3 separate regions of the Homo sapiens genome follow, and regions 1 and 2 are each linked to region 3. A link is a contact called in ENCODE Hi-C data. All regions are on one chromosome and are shown on one strand. Each heading gives the region's core, a stretch centred on a gene start or an enhancer-like site at or near the end of the contact. The rest is flanking DNA. Distances are from core to core; before and after follow the strand shown. Region 1 holds the start of UBR1 (ubiquitin protein ligase E3 component n-recognin 1). Region 2 holds the start of CDAN1 (codanin 1). Region 3 holds the start of VPS39-DT (VPS39 divergent transcript).

Region 1 (3,318 bases), core at 322-2,821, 900 kb before region 3:
AGCTGGGATTACAGGCACCTGCCACCACACCCAGCTAATTTTTGTATCTTTAATAGACATGGGGTTTCACTGTGTTGTCCAGGCTGGTCTCGAACTCCTGACCTCAGGTGATCCACTCACCTTGGCCTCCCAAAGTGCTGGGATTACAGGCGTGAGCCACTGCCCCGACCTATTTCTGAACGTTCTAGTCTATTTCATTTATCTAGGAATGAAAGAAGAAAAAGAGAAGAGCGTGGGGTAGCATAAGAGAACTACAGAAGTAAAAGCATAGAGACAGGAAGGGACAAGGTAACTTTTAGGGCAATTTTTATCAAAATGTGGGACAATACCTATTGTGGGTTATAGTATCACTTTAATAACTACAACCAGTATTTTGGCTTAAATGCATAAACATATTGCAATTGAATAGAAAATATGACATATTGGAAGTATTGTTTCAGAAAATTTAAGTTTCAGTATATATATACATATTCTATATATACCCATTTAATTTTGTATAGGTGTACCGTGATAAGATGTAAAATGTATTTATTGTGGTTGTTGGGCAAAAAAGGCTGGAAAAACAGTATTTTAGCACCCAGGAAGTAGTTCATTTGAGCAGAAACATTGTTTAGGCAGGAAAGTTCTATAAATCAAGGTGGACCACAGCATTTGGAAAGCCTCCTCTACTTTTCACATTGTTTGGAGCTTTATTTTCTTCCCTTTGTTAAAAATATACTTTAAAATTATTTGTTTTGTAAAAAATTTAAAATACAAATGAAGGTAAAGTAGCTCTTGACCACCTTCTTCCTCCAATCCGAATCCTGGCCCTCAGAGTTACTACTTTGCCCTTTCCCCTTTCAGACTTACTCCTTCACATTTAAATGCCTATGTGTGCAAATATATAGTTTGCAGCAACTTGGCTTTTTTTTCTCTCAATTTATCTTGATCTTTTCACGCAGATTTATCTTGCTCAAGAGCTGCACAGTATTTCAAAATGCGAATGTACCATAGTATATCTTGTCTTTCCTCTATCGATGAATGACTAGGTTTCCAATTTTTTGTTATTTCCCCCCGTGTCCCCCAATAAAGCTGGATCCCGAGCTTTTTTTGTACACATGTGCAAGTGCCCACGGGGTAGAATCCTAAAAATAGAAGATGTGTGAGTACTTTCTTTTTCATTTTGTAGGCTCTGGGGAACTACTGCAGGGAGGTTGGGATACAAAACATCCCCAGGCCAACAACCGGCCAGCTAGGACAGGTTCTTGCTTTAGCCCCCGACAAGTTTTCTTCCTTTCATAATGGACGCTGACTTTGTTTTTTTTACCTCGTAGATGCAACAGTTCCCAGCACCAAACCCAGATATACAACCATTCAGCTACCAAGAGCTACGCCTGATAAATTAGAGGGGAAAAAAAAAATCTCCAGTCCCTTCACGTCGTGACGCTTGCTTCCGGGAAGCGGGCCGGAAGCCACTCCTCGAGTCTGCGTCAAACCCGACTTCAGGGGCCGTCGTAAAAGTGTCGTCCCTGTCTCTCCGACCGGCCACAGGTTTCCGCTTGCCTCTGGCCGGGGGTCGGCAACTGCAGGCGTCAGTTTCCCTCAAGATGGCGGACGAGGAGGCTGGAGGTACTGAGAGGATGGAAATCAGCGCGGAGTTACCCCAGACCCCTCAGCGTCTGGCATCTGTAAGTCCCTATAGGCAAGTCTCTTTTGTCCTCCCCCCGGTCCCTCCCTACTGCGCTTAGGAGGATGTGGGGCTTCACCCCTTATGGCGGCTCTGGGGAGGGGGAGTTATCTGGATTGATCTGGAAGGAAGCCACCGAATAAAAAGTTAGTCGCAACCCACATTTCTGCCAGCCAAGTCTACGGAATATAATGACTTTGTTATGTATTATTCTTGATGATCTCAAGTGTGCATGTCTCTATTCTGAAGTAGAAAGAACCAGTGATGTTATTAGACGGTTTGATGTGGGGGCCGAGGCGGGGTTGGAGCAAGAGCCATTTTCGTATAGAAGCAGTACTAACCCTTTACTCTTGATGATGGGAACGCAGCACCTGGTATTTTATTGCATAGCCTGCTGGCCGGGACCTGATATTGGTAGGTAGTGCTGCTACTGTCAAGTCATGTCTAGATGTGAGGTGTAGTAATTGTCCTTGCGTATAGCATCTTGGGAACCCCAGGCCTAACCCTCAGTGGAGAAACCCATCATCTGTCGCTACTTTTTAAAGGTGAAGAAAGGACTCCCAAACATTTCAAGCCAGAGCAATACCATTAATTGATGTCGGAATCTATACTTTGCTCTTGCATTTTGAAAGAATGGGAAGGCACAGATAGTGAACAAATTTGAGTCACTAGCTACAGGGAGAAAGCTGCCGAGGAAGATAAGAGTAGGGGGCAATGTTAGGGAATGTTCTGGATGCCCAGGGCATCTAGTGTGGAGATATGTAGAAAATATTCAAATATCTGTCACCGCATGATGTTTTATTAGTTTGTCTTTCTAAATAGCAGCATTTAGAGATTTGGGATATACACATTTTTTCTGAAGTTTCTTTGGCTTGTAGTTTAATAAAAACATTATTTTATTTTATTTATTTTTTGAGGCAGAGTTTTGCTCTTGTTGCCCAGGCTGAAGTGCAGTGGTGTAATCTCGGCTCACTGCAACCTTCCGAGTTCAGGAATTGAACTGCAAATTCCCGAGTTCAGGAATTCTCCTGCCTCAGCCTCTTGAGTAGCTGGGATTACAGGTGCCTGCCACCATGCTTGCCTAATTTTTTTTATTTTTATTTTTATTAGAGACGGGGTTTCACCATGTTGGCCAGGCTGATCTCGAACTCCTGACCTCAGGTGATCCACCTGCCTCGGCATCCCAAAGTGCTGGGATTACAGATTAAAAGCATTCTTGAAGGTTTTTTGTTTTTTTTTTTAACCCTGCATACAATTGAACATTGTTTTATGCGAGAACAGAGGGAACTACAGAGGGAGCTACGGCATGAGTCAACTCCAGGGACTGAAGAGACTGTCTAGGAGGTAGGAACAAGGTAGGGAGGGAGTTGGAAAAAGGATTTGGCCACTGACTATGTCAGTGCTTGCCGTTTTCCTCCACCCCAAATAGCAGTTCAAATTCACTTCACTACTGTTCCTGAAGGAGGAAGCATCTTATTTGAGATGATAAGGAATGAGGAGGTAGGACAAATTTAAAAGCAACTGAAACATTTTAATGGTAGTTTGTGAGTTTTGCTTGTTAGAAGGAGTGGGGAAACTGCTGTGGTCAGAAGAATTGTTATAGTTTTGTATCTGAAGACTAATATTTATTTAAAGCTTTGATACATTAATTT
Region 2 (2,936 bases), core at 5-2,504, 530 kb before region 3:
TCTTGGATCACTGCAACCTCCGCCTCCCAGGTTCAAGCGATTCTCCTGCCTCAGCCTCCCCAGTAGCTAGGACTACAGGCGCGTGCCACCACGCCCAGTTAATTTTTGTATTTTTATTAGAGACACGGTTTCACCATGTTGGCCAGGATGGTCTCCATCTCTCGACCTCGTGATCCGCCCACCTCTGCCTCCCACTGCATTCCAGCCCCGGGGGTGACAGAGCGAGACTCCATCTCAAAATAAAATTAAATAAAGGAGATTAAGAAATTACTCAGGCCGGGCGTGGTGGCCCACGCCTATAATCCCAGCACTTTGGATCTGCTGCCCTCTCCCGGCCAAAACATTAGCTGGGCTATAGCCCTAGGGAGGCTGAGTCGGGAGGATTGCTTGAGCCCAGGAGGCCAAGGCTGCAGTGAGCCGTGCTCACGCCACTGCACTCCAGCCTGGGCAACAGAGCAAGACCCTGTCTCAAAAAAAACAAAACAAAAACAAAAAACACCAAACCCAAAAATACAAACCTCAAGCTCCCAGAAGCTAATCATGATATGCTTACTGACATCTAAACTGCAAAGTAGTTGAAATATTAACCTCATGTAAACCCACTTAAGTAAATAAAGCTACATACAAGCAATTCTGTGTGCAGGGTGGCCCGAGGCACTTTAAGGGTTGTGGCTTGGGGATTATTAAGAACCTCCTAGAAATAATTCTTTCCTAAATGGTCAGTTGATGGTGAGCGCTGAAAAGCCGATGGGTACTGCTCGGCCAAGGGATTGAAAAATCGGCCTTTGAGAAGAACAAAGTCAAAATGAAAGATTAGATTATAATTTCTCTGGGGTGGTGCCAGTTGGATCTAGGAAACTTAAACTCGTGAAAGAATGTGCTTAGAGCAGAAGATAGAAGCTGGTGGCTGTCTCTGCTCCCCTCTACCTCTCTCCCGGGTCCTGGGTCTCCCTAGAGGGGCGTCCGACCCGCGGCAGCCCCACTCCCAGCTCGAATCCCTCCCTTCAGGTCGCTCCAGGGCGGGCAGCCAAGGTGGGCCTCCCCAGGCGCTGTGATCCACATTTCACCTCCTAACAACCGGCCTCTCGGCCGGGGTTGAGGACTCAGCGAGGCCTTGACTCCGTGGGTCTGGGCAACAGCCGGCTCCGCCCCGCCCCGCCAGCCGGGTCCCTCCCCATCCCGCGACCCAACGGTCGTTCCCCGCCGCCGGCCCCGCCCCTCCCTGGCCGCCCGCGGCGCGCCGGCGCCTGCGCAGTCGCCCCAGAGCGCCCCGACCGGGATGGCGGCCGTTTTGGAGTCGCTGCTGCGAGAAGAGGTGTCGGTCGCAGCCGTCGTGCGGTGGATCGCGCGCAGCACCCAGGGTTCGGAGGTAACAGCGGTGACACGCCCCCAGGTCTGACTCGAAGCCGGTTCCCGCAGTGGAGTCCAGCCCTCCAGTCCCCTTCCTCTAGGGCGCCTGGCTGCCAGCCGGGCCGAGTGCACTCCAACTGGGCGCCGCTGCCCGGGCCGCCCACCCGAGGCGCGCCCTACGGCCCCGGCTGCTCACGGCCCGCGGGCCGGCGGCTGACCCTCTCGCCCCTCCACCTGTGCTTCTGCCCTAGGATAACGCTGGGGAGGCGGCCGCGCTGAGCTCACTCCGGGCCCTGCGGAAAGAATTCGTACCGTTCCTGTTGAACTTCCTGAGGGAGCAGAGCAGCCGCGTCCTCCCGCAGGGGCCCCCGACCCCCGCCAAGACCCCGGGCGCCTCGGCAGCCTTGCCAGGGAGGCCGGGAGGCCCGCCGCGGGGTAGCCGCGGGGCGCGCAGCCAGCTTTTCCCTCCGACCGAGGCCCAGAGCACCGCTGCCGAGGCCCCTCTGGCCCGCCGCGGGGGCAGGAGGCGGGGCCCGGGGCCGGCCCGCGAGCGTGGAGGCCGCGGCCTGGAGGAGGGGGTCAGCGGGGAGAGCCTGCCCGGAGCCGGGGGCCGGAGGCTTAGGGGCTCTGGCAGCCCCAGCCGCCCCAGCCTCACGCTGTCTGATCCGCCAAACCTCAGCAACCTGGAGGAGTTCCCTCCCGTAGGCTCGGTTCCCCCCGGCCCTACAGGGTGAGACTCAGCTCTCATGCAGGAGATGGGTACCACGAAGGCTCTGGGGAGTCAGTCATTCGAGCTCGGCGCTCCGCAGTGGAGCGCCAGGATGGGTAGAAGGCTGGGGGTGATGGTGAGGGTTTTTGTGGGGTTTTTTGGCAAGAGGTCTAGCTGTTGCGGTGGTGGAGGGGAGATGTTTGAAGATAGGAATTTGAGAAAAACCTGTGGCTACTCTCAGCAGGACGAAGCCTTCTCGCAGGATCAACCCAACTCCGGTGAGCGAAGAGCGGTCACTCTCCAAGCCCAAGACCTGCTTCACCTCACCCCCAATCAGCTGTGTCCCCAGTTCCCAACCCTCAGCCCTGGACACTAGCCCTTGGGGCCTTGGCCTTCCCCCAGGGTGCAGAAGTCTGCAAGAGGAGCGAGAGATGCTCAGGAAGGAGCGGTATGGCCTGGCCGCTCCTGGGGATATCGGTTTCCTCGCTGTGGGGGATCTTCAGGGGTTTTCCCTGAAATTGATTTCCCTCTTGGGGACTCTGGGTTTGTCTCCTGGGCTGTTGGTATCTTCTCTGGAGTGACCTGAGTGTGGCCGTAGCAGGGAAGCCAAGCTGACTGCTCATGAAATTTCTTTATTCCATAGCTCTAAGCAGCTGCAGCAGTCACCTACCCCCACCTGTCCCACCCCAGAATTGGGGTCGCCCCTCCCCAGCCGGACAGGAAGCCTCACAGATGAACCTGCAGACCCTGCCAGAGTGTCTTCCCGCCAGCGCCTGGAGCTTGTAGCCCTTGTTTACTCCTCGTGCATTGCTGGTGAGTGAGAGCGGAGGGAGCGGGAGTGGAGACACTTGTAGAACTTATGGGTAAGAGAATTGGT
Region 3 (3,220 bases), core at 58-2,557:
TGTGTAAAAATAAAATGACCAGGACCAGTTTTTTTGACTTCATATCACAGACTTACCCTTTTTCTTTTACATTTTTGCTTTAAACCCAAATGCTTAATTTTTTGACCTACGATGTTTTCCTAGGGGGAAATGACCAGATATAGATCATTCTTGCAGCCCAAACTTTGTTGTTTTTTAAGTCTTCAAGGGGAATACTAAGGTAACCGCAGACAGTACAGGTCCCAGGTCCTATAGGAGGAAAAGCCATGACACCTTCCTAAAGGAATATTAGGATGTAAGACACAGCTTTGGAAAGTTGAATTGGTAGGAATGTGGTCATCAAATTAAAAGGAGGCTTATTTCACTGACTTCCAAGAGTTAGTGAATCATCTCTTGCCTAAACTCTTGCTACTCAAAATGTGATCCAGGGACCAGCAACATCTGGGAGATTTTTGGTGCTCAACTGAGGGTCTTACTCTGGTCCTACTGAATCAAAAGAGGCATTTTAACAATGTCTCTAGGTGATTTGTATGCACGTTAAATTTGAAAAGCATTGGCCTCAAATGGTGGTTCTCAGGGTAATTTTGCCTCCCAGAGGACATACGGAAAAGAGACATTTTTATACCTCTGTGGGGAAGATAACTGGCATTTGGTGGGTGGAAGTTAGGGATGCTGTTAAACATCTTACATTGTACAGAACATGCCCCCTCCCCCAACAAGAAATTATCCTGTCCTAAATGCCGGTAGTGCTATCGCTGAACAACCCTAACCTAAAATGGTGGTTCTCAAGCTTTTAAGTGCATGGACTCACCTTGGGGTTTATTAAAACATAGGTTGCTGTTCCCTTCGAGTTTCAGATTCAGTAGAACTGGAATGGGCCTGAAACTTTGCATTTCTAACAAGTTCACAGGTGCTGCTGCTACTGCTGTTGTTGCTGGTCTAGAACCACTTTCAGAACCACTGGCCTAGAACAACCATGAAAGCATTAAGGTAAGGTGCTTGTACTAATTGGGATATAATGGTAATACTAAAGCTACCACTTACTGAGAGCTTAGTGGGTGTCAGGTGTTGCTAAGCGCTCACGACACTAGGTCACAGGTATTTACAAAAATTTTGCAGATTAGGAAAGTATGGCATCGAAATATTAAATTTTCTAAATCACAGCTAATTTCCTAATTGGTAGATCTCCGTCTGAGGTCGACGCCAAAGGCCGAGTTTTTAACCATCACGCCCACTGCCTAAAGCAGTTCTAAGATTAAGAGTTTGTTCCTTCTATGGTAAGCCCATGGCTACTCGGGATGGAGTAGCTATGGGTCCAGAGTGACGATGGCAACTCAGCAACAAAACAATTCATTTAGAGTGCACCGGGAGGAAGGGGCGGGACTTCGGCTGCGGAAGAGGCGGGCCTAACTAGCAGGAAGTCCGGGGTTGACGATGGCTGTGTTGTTGAAGGGCCTGTAGCCGGGGGGTTCCTGGCCGGATCCCGGTCTACCCTTAGCCCAGACTCGTTCCGGACCCCAGCCCGGCCCGGAACACTCTGGGCGAGACGGCGGTGGCAACTCTCCCCTTGCCGCCATGCACGACGCTTTCGAGCCAGTGCCGATCCTAGAAAAGCTGCCTCTGCAAATCGACTGTCTGGCTGCCTGGGGTGAGCCGAGGGGCCGCGGGGCCGAGGCGGAGTCAGCACAGGAGCGGTCCGGATCTTTTCTGAGGCCGGGGAAGTGGACAGGCGTCCATCCGTGTGGGCTTCGGTTGGATGCTACACGAGAGGGGCTTAGGATGAGAGAAGGCAGAGAGATGACCACCGGCTATAGACATCGATGTCTGTGGGGCTACTTGGGTGATCCCAGTGATCCAGTCATTTAGGGGAGTTCCCCTTGCTTTTGCTCTCTGTGCAGAGTGGGAGGATGAGCTTTCCTTTTTAGTTGTGCTCAGCTTTGGCCCATTTTGATTCCCACGAAGACTTCATTTTAGAGGGTCAAAGCAGTAAGAAGTTCTCAGCCTGCCAGGGGCTTGAAGTTGTCCAGATGTTTGTGTTGTTTTCTAGATGAAAGTCAACCCTGGTTTTGGGGGCATTGAACAAGTTAACACCATATGCTTTTTTTTCCCCTTAGTGATCATTCGTTCATTTCTCATTCCTGTAGGGAACTCATGTAGTTAGCTAACCTTTGAATCTAGCCAAGCGGTTGATTACCTTATATCCAAAGTGTCCAAGTTACCTAACTGTAGGCGGAAGAGTTTCCAGACTGTCTTGAAACCTAACCCATAAAAACTAGCATAGTCCTTTTGGGATTGACTAGTGCAGAAGGCCGGGACAGACATCTCTTGTGTGCTCTGAAATACAAATGAAGGTTTCAGGGATAACGGTGAACATTGTGCTCTTATCCGTGAGTGACTGGTTTGATACCAGCCGCCAAAGACCAAGGAAATCATTTCTAACTTTCCTCTTAATGTTTAGGTCCTAGAAATCAAGGACCATAAAAAGATGATTCAGATCCCTTAATCAGATCTTATACTGAGCTAGATAGGTAACCATGATGGGCCTTATGGAATCTTGGTGGTGTCTGATACCATGTGCGTCAGCTGTTCACAGTGTCACCGAGTCATCCTTGCAGAGTTCTTGATGACTTCTTCTGTAGGGTTCTTTCACGAAGAATTTTCATGTTAATGTGCACCCTTCCTCCTTTAGCAGCTCTGGGTCTCTTTAAAATCATACCTCCACAGTAAGCAGTTCTAGTCCTTTGGGTTAAGAGGAGAATCCTACTTCCTCCAGACATCTCAAGAAAACCAATTTCTGTCATTAAATGCTCTCATTAAACATTTAAATAGAGGAGGAGAAAAAGTTTTTAAATGAAAGACCTGACACTGCATGAAAGGATTAATTCCCCCATTGCTTCATCAGATATACTTATTAGGTGGCTACACGGGCCATTCTCTTTGCTTGGGACAGTAATACAATGATGAATAAGAAACAGTGCCTGTGCTCCTAGGACACACACTGGGGGACAAATACACGTGAACAGATTATAATACTAGAGACATATGCTGCCTATTATTGCAACATGGATGAGGGGGTACCCAACTCAGCTAAGGACATATGTTTCTGAAAGGGATTAATGCAGCTGTGGCTACACTTGACTTAGCTCGTCAGAATCCTTGACTCTGATCTCCTGTTGGACCATTAGCACATAGTGCTCCTAGACTCTCACCAACTCCACTTTGTCACAGTAAAGATTCCTTG

The links. A loop is a pair of places that touch in the nucleus more often than their neighbours do. Pooled maps may share reads with other maps.
Region 1: a loop to region 3 is called in a pooled map, with 7 times the contacts of the local background. The contact joins the promoter of UBR1 here to the promoter of VPS39-DT in region 3. A Hi-C loop is called at or near these places in 6 of 50 pooled maps.
Region 2: a map of CD8-positive, alpha-beta T cell shows a loop between it and region 3 (4-fold over the local background). The contact joins the promoter of CDAN1 here to the promoter of VPS39-DT in region 3. A Hi-C loop is called at or near these places in 1 of 168 maps with a recorded cell type or tissue (CD8-positive, alpha-beta T cell) and 5 of 50 pooled maps.

Annotation. Positions count from the first base shown.
Region 1 is chr15:43,104,291-43,107,608 of GRCh38, reverse strand. UBR1 (ubiquitin protein ligase E3 component n-recognin 1) reads left to right here and starts at 1,571. Exons shown (of 47, transcript NM_174916.3): 1 at 1,571-1,667. The coding sequence starts at 1,587. RefSeq lists an enhancer at 1,473-1,752.
Region 2 is chr15:42,735,446-42,738,381 of GRCh38, reverse strand. It overlaps CDAN1 (codanin 1), which reads left to right and starts at 1,254. Exons shown (of 28, transcript NM_138477.4): 1 at 1,254-1,369; 2 at 1,602-2,080; 3 at 2,304-2,507; 4 at 2,703-2,872. The coding sequence starts at 1,280. RefSeq lists silencers at 1,068-1,317, 1,508-1,647, 1,738-2,027.
Region 3 is chr15:42,206,488-42,209,707 of GRCh38, reverse strand. VPS39-DT (VPS39 divergent transcript) reads right to left here and starts at 1,307. Exons shown (of 3, transcript XR_932181.3): 1 at 1,024-1,307; 2 at 791-944. It overlaps VPS39 (VPS39 subunit of HOPS complex), which reads left to right and starts at 1,404. Exons shown (of 25, transcript NM_015289.5): 1 at 1,404-1,627. The coding sequence starts at 1,555.